Linked DNA regions of Mus musculus: regions 1 and 3 are each linked to region 2. Evidence: chromatin loops called from intact Hi-C (ENCODE). Cell type or tissue: left cerebral cortex. All regions are shown on one strand.

Region 1 (5,000 bases), 1.2 Mb before region 2:
GTGCCTAGAGGCCATAGGTGTGCCATTTTATAAAGGTGATCTGTTATTTCAAATTACATTTGAAACTCCAAACATCTGGGGTTATCTGCCCTGGAGTCACACGTGTAAGCAAATACTATAATTTTATTTTCACCTGTCTTTGTGAGTCTTGGTGTCCCCACACTGTGATTGAGACTGGCGGGGTGGCTGAGAGTTTGAGGTGAGATCAGAGTGTCAGGTCAGCTTGCCTCTCTCCTAATTTATCATCTTATCTTAAAAGGAGATCAGCAGCGTGCTCCCTCCACTGATAGGACAAGTAGCAAGAACCATTTGGGAGTGCACTTTCCAGTGTCTTGAGAGGGTGACGTTTATATATTAGTACTAAGTGCATCTGCAGCAGCAGTGAGCGAGCATAATTGTCAGCTTTAATATTGAACTGCCCAAATTAAGCACGTTAGCCTCTTCTTTAGAACAGTTAGGTTAGCAGTATGTCTGAGGAGTCCCAGGGTTCTGTATTGTGCAACAGGTTGTCTGAGCATAACCTGCTCAGGTGTGGTCGTGGCCGAACAGGGAATACAGAGAAAACAAGGACAGACTGAAGTCCTCCCTACCCCCTTTCTTTTGCTGATGACTTTGGTTTAAGGCAGTGTTAAAAGCTGTCTGAGAACAGAAAGACTCCGTTGAGAATGGCTGTTCTAGAAACTAGAGAAAAAGTGGAATAGTTTCTATAGAAGAAGTTTCACAGGCACCGTGTGGAGTTAGGAACGCCTGTCATCATAGGTTGAAATGAAACAACGGAATCACTCCTACAGACCGACTGTGGTCGGCTTCAGGGTGAACTGGAACCCTGCCTGAACGCCCCCTGCTGAGTGTGCTGAGCTTGTCCTTCACACTGTCCTGTGTGTCTAGCCTTGTCAGAGTGTGTTGAACATACATGCTCCTGGCTATCATGTGTATGGAGGGGTCTGAGCTATTTAACATAATTTTCAAAATTCTTTTTACATTAAACAAATAAACAAACAAACAAACAGAAAACCAACTGTGTACTTATGCGCGCCTTCGTGATGTGCCCAGGCGAAACTTGTGGAAGTTAGAGGATAATATTTGGAAATCATTTCTTTCCTTCCACTTGATGGGTCCTGTGACTCGAACTCTGACCATCAGTCAGAGTTTAGTGGTAGGTAGTTTTATCGGCAACTCTGTTGGCTCCTTCATGTAATTTTTGAGATCTCTTGTGATGCGGCCATTGCTCCTCTGTGTAGTGTCATCTCTTTACCATAACCAAATGCTAGGCCCTTGTGAGCTCCTTCGCGTGTGTCCGTCAGAGGTAGCCCTGTGTGGAAGGCACCCTCACTTTGCTTATGAGAAGTGTGAGGGAGAAAAGGCTCTTATTTTGCCAGTTTGAATGTGTTAGGTTTTAATAATGTAAGTGACATTTCCGTTAGTTCTGTGCTAAGGAATAACAGAGTTTCCCATTCTCAAAGCCCATGTTTTATGAGATTTTGCACCTCTGGTTCCCAGTAGACAGAGGGATTATGTCTAAAGGTCTCTGGCTTGTTTCAGAGCTCGAAGCATCCTAGAAGTCTCAGCCACAGTACTTAGCCTTACAAATAAACTGAGGGTCATGTTGGCCTAGAGCAGACTGTGGCAGATCTCAGGTCCGACTTATTCTCAAATTCAGGTGAGAGAGGTGGCCAGTAGACAGTCTACAGAAAATGAAACGTCCCTAAAGCTCTAACCTCTTGTTGATAAGCAGGCTACAAAAGTCGATCCATAATTAATTTTCATTTTTTCATATGTTTAATATATGTGAATTACTCTAATTTTAGTACAAAATTTATATGACATTTTAAGACAAGAATGAGCCATCACAAAATTAATATTGAAGGGCGTGACGTCAGACTTCCTCTGCGGTCCACACTGTGTTTGGCTGAGAAGGGCCGGTAATTCGGAGAAATGGGTATGACCTGCCACACTGTTAACAGAAACCTGTGACGCCCTTTTCCTGTGGAAAACTTGAACCCAGAAACCCTAATTAGATGACCATCCCAAGGCCTAGCCAAAGCAGGACAGTTCTGCCTGTCGCCAAAAGGTGGCGACAGTGGTTGTTTATTTGATGCCCTTTGGGGCTTGAGAGCTTAATTTTAAGTCACCTTTTCATAATCTAAAGCCGAACTGAAGGGACCGGGATAGAAGAAAGCAATTGATTGTGCTTGGTCTCATCCTGTTGTCCTGTCCGTTAAGATCAGCTGAGCGCTTTCTCCATAGTTCCTGGTCATCCAGCAGATTGGGACAATTTCTTTAGCACTTTAACTCTGGAGAGTGCCTACCCTTGAGGGAGCTTCATTCACAATGTGCATGTTTCAGAGGAACTGGCTTCAGCGATACCTGCAGGTCTGCTCTTTGAGATCAGCTCTTAGAAAATTGTATAGCGGTACTGAATCATCACATAATTAATAAAATGGAGTTTCTGGCCAGAATTGCATCGTGGTCCCTATGTAAGAAATCTACCCCTTCTCTGCCCTTTGTAGGCATTGGCTGCTTGGCACATACACCACTCCTCACCCCTCATCTCCCAAGGCAAGATTTCTCTGTGTAGCCCTGGCTGTCCTAGAACTCGATTTATAAACCAAGATCTGCCTACATCTGCCTCTCTAGTGCTGGGATTAAAGGTGTATGCCTCAGCAACCCAGCTTTGCTCAGTATTCTTATGTGGGTTTCCTGTTTTTGTATTTGTTTTTCTTCTTGTTCTTATGTTTAAAAACCGGATGCCAGCCGAGCATGGTGCCGCACACCTTTAATCCCAGCACCTGGGAGGCAGAGGCAGGCGGATTTCTGAGTTCAAGGACAGCCTGGTCTACAAAGTGAGTTCCAGGACAGCCAGGGTTATACAGAGAAACCCTGTCTCAAAAACCAAAAAACCAAAAAACTCCCCACAAAACAACAACAACAAAAAAACGGGGTGCCGATGACACAATTATTTTTATTCTGTTTCTTCGAAATGACATGTAAATACATGTGACCTCCTTGCTGTGACCTTTAGACCATCCATCAATTATTAAAAACAATCAAAGGTGGTGTCTTTTTAGCATTGGATCCAATATATCAGCATATCAGCACTTTTGCAAGTTAGGGATTTGTTACATGTATGGTTGCCACAGAGTGGACTTATTTTCTGCAGTATTTCTTGCTTTAGAATGCATTTTTGTTGGTTTGAAGTTAGGAACCAGGATTTTTTTTTTTTTTTTACTGTAAAGCGGAGGTGTCTATTCACTGTTCGCATTGCTCATCGGGGCCTGAGATTTCTGGTTAAACTACTTGACGGCAGTTCTGCTTTGAGATGCTTCACGTTAGCATGCAGCAGCCACTTGGCATAGTGGGAAAGAACATCTTTAATCTGAAGTGCTTTACTTGTGGGCGCTCTCTTGGGTAAAGAAAACTAGCCTTTCCCTCAGCAAGGCTCTGCCTGGGTTTTGTATCTGTGTCCGTGACGCTGTCTTAGCAGGTTTCCCCAGAGGAATAAAATTTAGAGTTACTCATTCTTTCATAAGATATCTTTTTCCTGATGGTTTGGACCCATGTTCGTGGTGTGGAATGGAAGCCTGGCCAGGGGGCATGCAGGGGATGTCCAGAGGTGTGCACAGTCTGGGCTGTGAGCTTCAAGAAGGTCTCAAACACAGTCTATTTCTGTCCACTCTGTCACCACACACGGGAGCACATACAGAGGGCCTGTGACTTTTACAAAATGACATTTAATCTGTAGTGACTGGCTACTGTAATAGATGTTGTCCAGGCCCTTGTATTCTGTGAGTCAGGATTAGGACCTAGTATCTTGATTTTTGTTTATTTTTCATTAATTGGCTTATTTACTCACCCATTTATTTATTTTGTGAAACTAGTATGTTTATGTGTGTGCTTTTAAGTCAAAAACTTATAAGTCTATACTCTTCTACAAACCAATGAGCTTATCGTGGCAGTTTTACACTTGTGTGCAAAGGTACTTTGAATAAAGTACTTACAAGAAACCATTCTCTATAAATATTCCATACTTCTTACATAACTAACTTTAATTATATTACAGAATAATAAATATAGCCTAGAACAGTGAATGAAGCCTACAGAGAAAGCAAATCAAGCACAAATCTAGCACATTCCGGAGGCCCAGTGCATGTGTGTTGAGTCTCACTTGACTGAAGAATGGAGTGCGTGCCTTTGGAATATGTGTGTATATATACACACATATATACATTGTATGTAGCTTGTCTGTAGTTAGTCTCCACATTAGCTGTGTTGGTATTTGACATTTCTAAGGGAGGGAATCAGAGCCAGTATGCCCTAGTGGTGTTTAATTTAATAAAAGTAATGCTGGACTTATCAGCAACTTGGTGCCAGGTTCCCATCTTCTCTTCTTTTAACCTAAGAGACAGACCAGAGCTGATGTGGAGGGGATGAGGGGAGGATGAGTCTGCCTTATTTTGTGACCTTTGCAATGCCCTTAGTTAGAATGCAAACTCCGTGCTGGCAAACCCCTTTGTTGTACTTTGTTGTACTTTGGCAATAGCACAGGCTTGTGCCTGGTGGTTTATGATGCTCCATAAATACAGATAGACTCAGACTTATTAATGCTATGGTGGTTTGGAATATACCTGTATACTTTCAGTGCGGTGTTCAATAATTGAATTGTATACGGTATTCAACCCTTTGTTATAAAAGGTTGGATGATTTTTGGGCTGACATTTTTGCTGGAAAATGGTAAGGAAAGTTAGGCTGATCTGTGGTGTGTGGCAAGTTAGGAATATTGAGGAATATTCTCACAGTTTGGTGTTTTCGGTTGATAGATTCACTGGTGGGCAATTCTACTGTAATTCGAGGAACTCTGTACTTGTTACTTTGAGGATTTATGACAACATCTCAATTTTTGTGTAACCTGTAATAGAGCCAAGAATTCAAATGAATCTCTGTTTAAGTCAGATATAGCGTTTATGATAGCAGTTCTGTATATACACAGAACTATACATGTG
Region 2 (5,000 bases):
TTGTGAGCAACAATCAGGGTTACCGTGCTACGGAGGCCGGCTGGAGGAAGCTCTGAGAGAGGATTTAGAAGTCAGTAAAGATGACCTGAGGGCTTTCTGTGTTCAGGAGGGAGTCGATCGGCTGTGATCCTGGGTTTCACCGCCTGTAAACAAAATCCCTACCTAGAAATCATGAATGTAAGGCGCCTAGCTCTGACAACGGAACAACAAAATACCTTCAACGATTAGCGGCCATCAAAATTAATTAACACCTTTCTGCTTACCAAAGTGCCTTTGAATGTGTGTCAGCTCTGCCTTGGTTGGTATGTCACATGGGCTGAAAGTCTTTTGTGTTGGCTTTGTGTTCCAGGGGCGCTTTAGCATCAACCTTTATGGGACTGGGCTGTCTTTAACGGAGTCTGCCAGATGGACGTCACAAGGGAATTACGCTGTTTCGGACATCAAGAAGTCTCCGGTAAGGCTGCGTATTGCTTGGAGGATGGCTCTTGGGGGAGTGGCTGTGTACCGAAGGAGCAGAGCAGGTGTGCTTTCCCATTCACCAAACTTTTGTTTGTTTGTTTTTCCAAAGTGGCAGAGAGAAAATTTAGGACACAAATACGGGAAGGGATTTAGAAGTGGGTGAAGCAGGAGAGACTCACTTCACCTGGTTGAAGCTTGTCCCACCTAGTAAATGCAAAGCCATCCAAGCACCTGGAAAGCCTACTGAATTAAAAGAGGAAGGGGGGCAGGGCTCTAGGATACACACAGCTCAAATATCTTAACTAACCAAACGCAACTCACCTATGTGAACCTCGACAAATGATGGTTTGGTTTGGTTTGTTCTGCCCAGAAACAATTGCAATTCCAATAGGAAGAGGTTATGGGGTGATATTTTCTGGGAAGTTAGGAATACAATAATCCACTTTGTTCTGGCCACCCTGAACCCAGTGCATTTTAGCATGTCTGCAACCGCAGAGCGTGTTGGAAGACAGGTGCTTGGATCCTGGTCTTCTGGGTCCAATTCTGTAGTTGAGCAAGCCCCAAGTGGTTGATAAACACAGCCCAGCCCAAGAATCACGCACCCCGTGGAGCTACCAGGGAAGTTTACATGTACCCCTAGGCCCCCTGACTAGGTTCAGGGGATGCAAACCTCTGGGGCTGTGTCTCCATGGTGATTCTGAAGGGTGATGGGGCAGAAACTCCTCCTTAAAGCCCTTCCACTGAGTTCTCAGGCCACCGCAGCATCTGGTCTCCTGGAGATATGGGACTTTTCCCAGTTCCTGTTCAAGCCCTGTGCACGTGGGAAGAAAAGAGAGAGGGGGAAGAAAGGAGGTCTGAGTCCAGAATAATGGGGTGGGATGAGTGCGGCTACCTGGTTAGAACTGCAGGGTAGAATGTCAGGTCACCTGGGAGGTGGTTTTATACTATTCCTTTGAGCTTGTATGGGATATTTACATATTTTTAGACAGTCTGTTCCCACGTATGGGGTACACCGCTGTAACTTCAGCACTGGGGAAGCTGAGCAGGAGAGCCTTCCGTTCAAGGTAAACGTGGACTACACAGCTAGACCCTGTCTCCTAATGACCAGTACTATGAGTAATGCCACGTGATGGTAATATGTTGTTTATCTGAAATCCATATTTGACGAGCATTTAGACTTTCACTTGCTGAGTTCGGCAACCCCTCCAAATGTGGTGTCTTGGGTTAGAAGCAGGAGATGAAGCGGCAATTCAGCCTGCACTGATCCAAAGCCCCAGCATAGGGGAGGTTCCACACGGCATCTCAGGACAGTGTGTTTCCTGACTCCTTTTTAAACGTCCAGAACCCTACCTGTATCTCAGGTCCTGGTCTCGCCACAAAGCTAACCAGGGATCACAAATCTCATTCAAAGGTCAAGCGATTGCTGTGATTTCATCATAAGTATTGCCTTCCCACCAAACAGAATAGAGACGACTGTAATCTTTGATTGAGCCCTGACATCAAGACATCTAACTCTACTACTCCCCACCTTAATCCCAGTCCTATAGATTTTATAGGAAATAAAATCAGTATATTTTGTTGTGTTCATGTCTCAACATGACAGGCGCGTTATGCCTCAATGACCCGATTTGAAATTTTGAACTGCTTTAGATGTGGTTGAATGAAATCATCTTTGTAAGCTATATATGTTGCATTTATACATACATACATACATACATACATACATACATACATACATATGTTATAGTTTTGCTAGACTACAGTCAATCATAATTGAAATTTCAGCCAGAGGCTAAAAATAACTAAAGGCTGGAGTGCCATCTTATGGCCATGTCGAGTACTGCAAGGCTGTTCCCCACCCTCTGAGAATTCTGCCTGAGCTGCTGGGCTTTCTTCTCCACCCTGCTGCCCAGTGTGTGTGCATGTGCGTGTGCGTGTGCGTGTGCGTGTGCGTGTGCAAGTGCTCACGTGTAGATATGTAGAATCAAGGACTGCAGTCTTCCTAGCTCCTGACAGACCAGAGCCAGGGCCTCAGAATAGCATCCCCTATGAGAATGGACCCCCAGAACTGCTAAGCTTGAGGAAAAGTTCAGATGGTCCTCTCCCTGAAGAACACCTCCTCTTTGGTGACGGCCCTCCATAGCTGCTGAGAGAAGAGGCTTTCTCCATCCGTACAGGAAGTCTCCACACACACAGTGCAGGTGGTCATCAACATCGTCACCTCGGGGTCTTGTGAAACCAAGGCAGGAGCATAAGCAACAGGCAGTGATGTGGCATCTTTGCAGCCTTGTGGCTTACTACTAACTTGCAGAAGCTAGCTGAGGCTGCCTGCTGTGGGTAAAGGGACTGCAGGCTAGAGGTGGAACCTGGGGGAGCTGTCCAGGCTGAGCCTGGGAGAGCTGGTGCGGGTTAGTGATTGCTTGGAGGGTCTGGTGAATTCTTACTGTCTCAGCTCAGAGCTCTGCATACGTGGACAGAAGAGATGCTGTGACTAGGAGCTGAGTGAGGCATGAGGGAAAATTCCAAGTCCTGAGCTCAGTTGCCAGGAACATTCTGGTCCCTCCAATGCTATCTGTGCTTAGGACTCCTCAGGCCTGTTTGGAGTTCTGCTGTGGCACTGTTCACTGTCCTCAGGACTGCCTGCCTGGTGCTCTTTCAGGGCAAAGATCGTGCATAGGTCTCCAGGGCCAGGCAGCTCAAAGAAAGCCTACTTGTGGCTGGTTGGGGCTGGTGCTCAGGGGTTATCTGCTTTCCTGAGGTGCCTGGCGAATTTTAAGGCACAGGGAGCCTGCTCTCTACCAGGGATTCCTTGTGCTATACAAAGGATTGTAAATAAAATAATTGCTTTATAAGATAATGAATCAAACAGGCTTTTCCCACCTCTGAATTCTTTTACAACAACTGAGTTAAGAAATGAACATACATGTCTGCACATGTGTGTACACAGTAAAATCTCATGAGTGTGCACATGTGTGTGCACAGTACAGTAGAATCTCATACGTGTGCACATGTGTGTGTGCACAGTACAGTAGAATCTCATGTGTGTGTGCAGAGCATCGTAGAATCTCATACGTGTGCACATGTATGTGTGCACAGTACAGTAGAATCTCATGAGTGTGCATATGTGTGTGCACAGCATCGTAGAATGTCATGAGTATGCACATGTGTGTGCACAGTACAGTAGAATCTCATGCCTGTGCACATGTGTGTGTGCACAGTACAGTAGAATCTCATGTGTGTGCACATGTGTGTGTGCACAGCATCGTAGAATCTCATGAGTATGCACATGTGTGTGCACAGTACAGTAGAATCTCATGTGTGTGCGTGTGGATTGCTTTCCAGTTTGTGAAAACCCAGCAAGTACCTAGACCTACAACATGGAATTTCCATAGGTTCACATTTTCTACACGTGTACCTTTTAGTCTGCACTTTTCTATGGAAACTGGATAGTATGTTTACACATATGTAGATGTATGTACATAGTTGCCTGAGGACTGTACTGGGGAAAATTATATGTTACATGTTTTGTATGCAGTTCAGAAGGAGTCAGTTTTGCATGTCATCTTAGCCCTAACATTTTACTTTAGGTCCTAAACTATGTTTCTTTTTTTTTTTTTTTCCGAGACAGGGTTTCTCTGTCTAGCCCTGGCTGTCCTGGAACTCACTTTGTAGACCAGGCTGGCCTTGAACTCAGAAATCCACCTGCCTCTGCCTCCCAAGTGCTGAGATTAAAGGCATGTGCCACCACTGCCCAGCCTCTATGGATTTTCTTAACACACCCTTGCCTCTTAGCCCTTCCACTAAAGACAGGCAAATGACCATGCTTCCGCCAAAAATAGGCCCCTCCCTAAATCATGGGCATCGGCTCCCCTGAATCCTGTCCACTGAGAAAAATAATAGAAAATTGGGAATACAAGCTGTGCCTAATAGGGCAGTGCGTCATTCACTTCACTTATATGCAATAGTTGGAGCTATTATTAACAAACTATTTATTTAAAAGAGAATTCAACTGTAATAAAGAAATAAAAGCCAGGGTTTCATTGCATGACAGCAAGGGCTTCTGGCTCCCTTTCCTTCTGAAAGAAGCTGTCTCCACGGCAGCCATGTTTTTCTTACTTTTCAGTCTTGTTTTGTTTCTCAGTCTGGTGGCTGTCAGGATGCTGACATGCTAGGACCATCTTTAACATCATTTGAGGATAGTACCATCACAGAGAGTAAAAGGGTAGCCCCACTTTATCTGTTTTGCCTAAATTAGCAGAGTTTTCGGAGGAAGAAATAGTGCAACTACTGTAAAATCATTATCAAATTTATTTTGTTTTCAATTTATGACTGCCTAGGCCTTTTCTCATTTGATGAAGAGAGGCTATTACGGATGTCCTGAGGCAATGGCTTTGTAAGGACAGAGAGATATAGTCACCACAGTACCGAGCTCAATTCCCCGCTGGCACCGCTTTTCTTTCTCATTCTCTCTGGGTGGAAAAAGAACCCCGAGATTACCTACTGCCATTGTTTGCAAGAGACAAGTGGGCTGTAGGAACCAT
Region 3 (5,000 bases), 1.7 Mb before region 2:
ATACTCTTAAATACACTTCGCTCAACCATGCACGGGCCTGGCAGGTACTAAGTCAAACAGTCCCCTGACTGGGGAGTGAGGAGGATTATAGGAAAGATGGAAAAGAAGACTCCGAGACAGAGGTTAGAAATCAGGAGGGCTGTCTAGTCACTACTGCGGCAGCCTCGAGTTTAATTTTCTTAGGCTTTAGATACTTTACAGTATCATGAGAAACAAAGCCACAAGCTAACAGAAACAATTTGCTAAAATGTACACAAGACATTCCTTCCCATCCCAAAACGCTCTGTTCTTTCCACCAAGGTCAATAGACTCTTCAGCCCCAGCCTTGAGCCCCAGGTTCACCTCCTCTTATCTTATCATTCCATGCCACAGAGGCCAGGAAATCTGCCAACAGGCCCTCCTTCCCCTCCCCCTCCCTCTCCTCCTCCCCCTCCCTCTCCTCCTCCTCCTTCTCCTCTCTCTCTCTCTATCTCTCTCTCTCTCTCTTTCTCTCTCTCTCTTTCTCTCTCTCTCTCCCTCTCTCTCTCTCTGCTTCAGAGAAGCACAAAACAGCTCCCCACACAGCAGCTAAGAGCTGATCTTCCAAAATGATTCCCAGCACAAATGGTGGCTGACTCTAGTCTCAGAGGACCCAACGCCCTCTTCTGGCCTCGTCTGGTACTGCACACATGCAATGCAGAGATGTACATGAAGGCAAAACACCCATACACATAAAATACAAATAAAAATTTAAATCTAAACAAAGTTAAGGTGCATTCTTAGTAAACATATATAGGTATAACTATTCATAAGCCATACTTTTAACTGAGTCTTGTTTCTTAAAATCAGTGAATTCACAAAATATGCAAATATCTTTTGATGACAATATGTGTATATTTGTGTTTGCCACCTCAAAATGTTAATGGATAGGAAATAATGCTTTGTGAAAAATAACTGACATGTTCTTGAACTCTCCATCCTCTAGGTGTCACTTATGTCTACAGAAAAAGAAAAAAGAAATAGCAATCGCTCCCATATGAGACAATAGTTAAAGTAAAGAGTTTATTATACTGGGTACAACAGAATTTCTAATGATTTTCTATTGATTTTTAAAGTTATTGCAGCTCGTCTACAAGATAAATTTAATTTCTTATTTACTGGTAGTTAATTATTCTTTATAGCTAAGTTTTAAAACTTTAGGTTATCATTTCATCATCTGTTGTATATATACAAGATAACCAATTATATATTTGGCCCCCCCCCCACATCTTATCTAGGCACACGCCCTCATACCTGAAGGCCCTTGCTAAGTCTCCTCACAGAAGATGAACTTTATAATAAATAGATTCTGACACTTTCGTATGGAGACAGCTTGCAGTTCCCACCACCCTGAGTTCTCCTTCCATTCAGCTAGCGATCCACGCAACAGCACCCACAGGTGAGCTCCTGGGAATCTGACCCTGGGCCTGGCAAAAGCCATTCAGTCAAGTATACAGGAACTGCGGGACTCACCTGGCCAAACTGCCACTGCCCCCCACCCCCTTGAAAAGGTAAAACAACATGAGGCAAATTCTTTTTTTTTTAAATTATTTTATTTTAAATTACATGTATATGTGTTCGTCTGAGTGTGGGTGCGTGTACATATGTGTTCAGGTACCCGTGGATTCTAGGAGAGAGCACTGGATCCCCTGGAGCTGGGTTTACAGGCAGCTGTGTGTGGATACTGAGAAACAAACTAAGAAGAGCAGCACTCCCTCTTAGCCTTAACCACTGAGCTGTCTGCCCAGCCCCAGGGAGACACATTCCTACCACACACAAGCTGAATGATTTTAAGGTTCTCCAGACAACTGCCTCTTACTTCTAGAGAACTGATTGACTACTCAGTGAAAGACACTAATTTTCAATATGTTTGGTTTTGGTTTTTGAGACAAGCCTTACTGTTTGGTGCCCTGGAACTCACTCTGTAGACAAGGCTGGCCTTAGACTCAGAGATCTTCCTGCTTCTGTTTCCCCCGTGCTGGGATCAAAGGTGTGCACACTAATTCTCAGCTAGACAGACTATTAATGTAGCTGTGAGTAGTGCCAGATCTAAGCTGCAGAAATACAGCTCTCTGAGCAGGGCACTATACTGAGAACTTTGTATGTTTGCCTTGTTTTTTGAGACAAGGTCTCACTTAGCCCAGGCTGGCATAGTAGAGCCTGCTCTACAGTAGAAGATCTTGAAGCCCTGCCTTCACACACTGGGATTACAGATGTGCACCTTCATGCCTGCCTCCTTCTCAATGTTTACATTTTTCTGTGCACATGACTAAATTCCTACAAATATTGCATAGTAATAAGCCTTTACCACTATATGGATAAGGAATAAATGATTTGCCTTACAGGTAAGACAACTGTTATTTTATTCATGAGCATCTCCTTTTGTCACCAAACCACTGTTATTTCTTCCTGCCAAATCCTCAACTGCTCTTTTAGCTATATCCCAATTTTTTATTTTTCGTATTCTAACATTACACAGCAAAGCTTAACTAAGTACCAGCAGGTGGAGACACTGAGCACGCATGCACATCCCAAGGGCCTGGACAGGCACAAAAGCACTTATTTAAAGGAACGGGGTGGGAGGGAATCCAGCTTTTTGAGGAAGCTGAGATCCTTCTTCTTTGGGAGGAAGGAGAGGAATGCAACAGATCTCCAGCTAATCCCCGATTCACCGCAAGCCGCCGCAGCAGGCATCCTCAAGGCTGCCAGAAGCCCCATACAGATCACAGAGAACAACAGTTTGGCAGCAAAGTACCTGGAATAGTCTCTGCACACTCAAGGGTCCAGCTGGGCTCTTTTCTGCAAAGCACACATGACGGGGTCTAGGGATTGTAGTGCGTTTCCTAGCAACAGCAGGACTGTACTCTCTGATACTGTGGAGGAGGTGCAAGCAGTCGCCTTAAGAATGGCACCCCTGCACGCTGGCCAGGGTCTTTTGAGGAGCAGTGAGAGGGTAACACACATACACACACAATTGCAAATGTTTTAGGGTGCATTAAACTTGCAAGCCATTACTAGGTCACTGGCTAAAAGGTGTAGTTAAATGGGTAGGTAGATGTATTGCAATGTTGTCCAGCTCCAAGGCAGCAAAGAGGCAGGAAAGAGAAGCCCCAGGTAGATCCCAGAGGGTTCAGCTGCCTGCTCCTTCAGAAAAGGAAGTCTCCCACGTACAGCTTGAGAGTCCCAGAAACAGACAGGAAAACTGAAGGTACAGCTTGGTGACAGGGGAATCAAGAGGTTCTGCAAGCTCCCTTACTTCTGTCTCAGATTGAGGGCTGCAGAGGATGATAACCCTAAGCTTCTGTGTCAAAATATCCAACAGTGGTTATAGTCAAGTGGACGTCCGCATCATTAGAGGGACTAGTGGGAACTTCCCCGATTTCCACAAAGCCAAGCCACCCCTTCCACTCTATAGTCAGATTAGCTTAGCTCTCCCGGGAAGAGAAAAGGCAGTGACCCCTGGGAACTAACACCCAACAAACATAAAAGGCATTGTATGAAGCCCATTGGCTGGCAGTTAGAAGTCATAGACTTCTTCCTTCTCATTGGCGGCCCACTGTGGAGCTTTATCAAGACTCTGCCTGGCAAGTAGGGCATGCTTTGGGTCACACTTGTGGCATGGAGATTTAAAATTAGGCTGCCAGTGTCCATCCGATGTTTATCTCTGCCTGATGCTGACAACTTGAAGAATTTTTGTTCAGCTCCCACTTTCCAGTGTTTTGGCATCATTACTCAGATATTCCTGAGATCTAAGTATCATCTCAAACCAAATTAGGGACAATTTACTTACTGCCCATTAACAGTGGATTGATTCTGCAAGCCTTGTGGATGTGATCATAGGAGTGTCTATCTAGATTAAGATTGCTGTCTCAGCACAGTGGTAAAGATTTTCATTTTTCGTGCAATGTATAAGTTTTGTTTTGTTGTTGTTGTTGTTGTTGTTGTTGTTGTTGTTTTTAAGATTGGACCCAGCTTTGTGTTGGAATGTGCTCAGCTTGGTCTACTATGCTGTGACGATTACTATGGATTGTCAATTTGACAGGATTGAGCATTGCTGAAGGGAGCATCCTCTGACCATGTCTTTGAGGGATTTTCTACCTTAGGTTAGTTGAGGTGGGACCATTTACCCTAAATACGGTGGCGCTAGTTCATCGGCCAGGGTCCCCATTGGGGCTGAGTGAAAGGGACAGTCAACTGAGCATCTACTTTTCCTTCCTCTGCTTTCCGACTCTGGGAGCAATGTGACCAACTGCCTTGTGCGCCCACCACCGTGCTTCCCTGCCATTCTGTACTAACTTCAAGCCAGGAAACCAAATAAGCCCTCGCTTGGGTTGCTTTTATCAGAGCAATGTATGAAAGAGCTAATATCTACTAAACAAATAAAAATAAAACACACGTAAAATTCCTCTCCCACCCCGTCCTGTGAGCTGTCAGTGCCTGTGAAGATGATGGTGTTAGTCTTCTCAATTGACCTCATTTGCTGGATGTTATCTGTATTTTGAGGGTGAGCTACCTGTGGCGGCATCTTAAATTTTGAACAAGAACATTTAGGTCAAGGTTATCAAAGGGACTTCCTAATGCGATGGCTGGAGATCTGCAGGAGGCATCCGCCTTGGTGACAAAAGGGAATGTCCATTGACTGTTGTGCTACCAGCCAAAATCATGAGTCATTTTACACAAAAGGTCTCCATTCTGCCAGACCTGACAATGGCGCACACCTTTAAATCCCAGCTCTAGGGAAGCAGAAGCAGGTGGATTGCTGTGAGTTTGAGGCCACCTAGATCTACACAGCAAATTCTAGGACAGCTACTTAATGAGATGCTATCTTAAAAAAAAAGAATAGAAAAGAAAAGAAAAGAAAAGTCCCATTCTAATTTATATATATATAGTAAAGGATATATTCTCTTTGCATGCATTAAGGCATATATAAATATATAAACATAAGTAACAATATAAACTACAATGTTAACATATAGTTGTTA

Evidence for each region. Peaks named below come from ENCODE experiments on the same cell type or tissue, not always from the same donor. Only the 100,000 strongest peaks of a DNase experiment are listed, where the experiment ranks them.
Region 1: it touches region 2 in a loop (3-fold over the local background); 8 of 42 quality-filtered maps call a loop at or near these places.
Region 3: a loop joins it to region 2, with 5 times the contacts of the local background. A loop is called at or near these places in 5 of 42 quality-filtered maps.

What each region holds. Positions count from the first base shown.
Region 1 is chr6:93,982,420-93,987,419 of GRCm38, reverse strand. The region is part of intron 1 of Magi1 (membrane associated guanylate kinase, WW and PDZ domain containing 1); the gene reads left to right. Among named protein-coding and RNA genes, the nearest start is that of Gm22840, 94 kb to the right of the region's middle. In left cerebral cortex, a CTCF peak has its summit at 2,063 (motif pointing right); DNase peaks (open chromatin) are centred at 1,269 and 2,064.
Region 2 is chr6:92,782,300-92,787,299 of GRCm38, reverse strand. It overlaps Adamts9 (a disintegrin-like and metallopeptidase (reprolysin type) with thrombospondin type 1 motif, 9), which reads left to right. Exons shown (of 40, transcript NM_175314.4): 38 at 350-454. It overlaps Gm52913 (a long non-coding RNA gene), which reads right to left and starts at 624. Exons shown (of 3, transcript XR_003956476.1): 1 at 264-624; 2 at 24-143. In left cerebral cortex, a CTCF peak has its summit at 2,304 (motif pointing left); a DNase peak (open chromatin) is centred at 2,287; H3K4me3 peaks cover 334 bases.
Region 3 is chr6:94,462,353-94,467,352 of GRCm38, reverse strand. No RefSeq gene overlaps it. Among named protein-coding and RNA genes, the nearest start is that of Slc25a26, 35 kb to the left of the region's middle. In left cerebral cortex, CTCF peaks have their summits at 653 (motif pointing left) and 2,521 (motif pointing right); a DNase peak (open chromatin) is centred at 2,582; H3K4me3 peaks cover 363 bases; H3K27ac peaks cover 412 bases.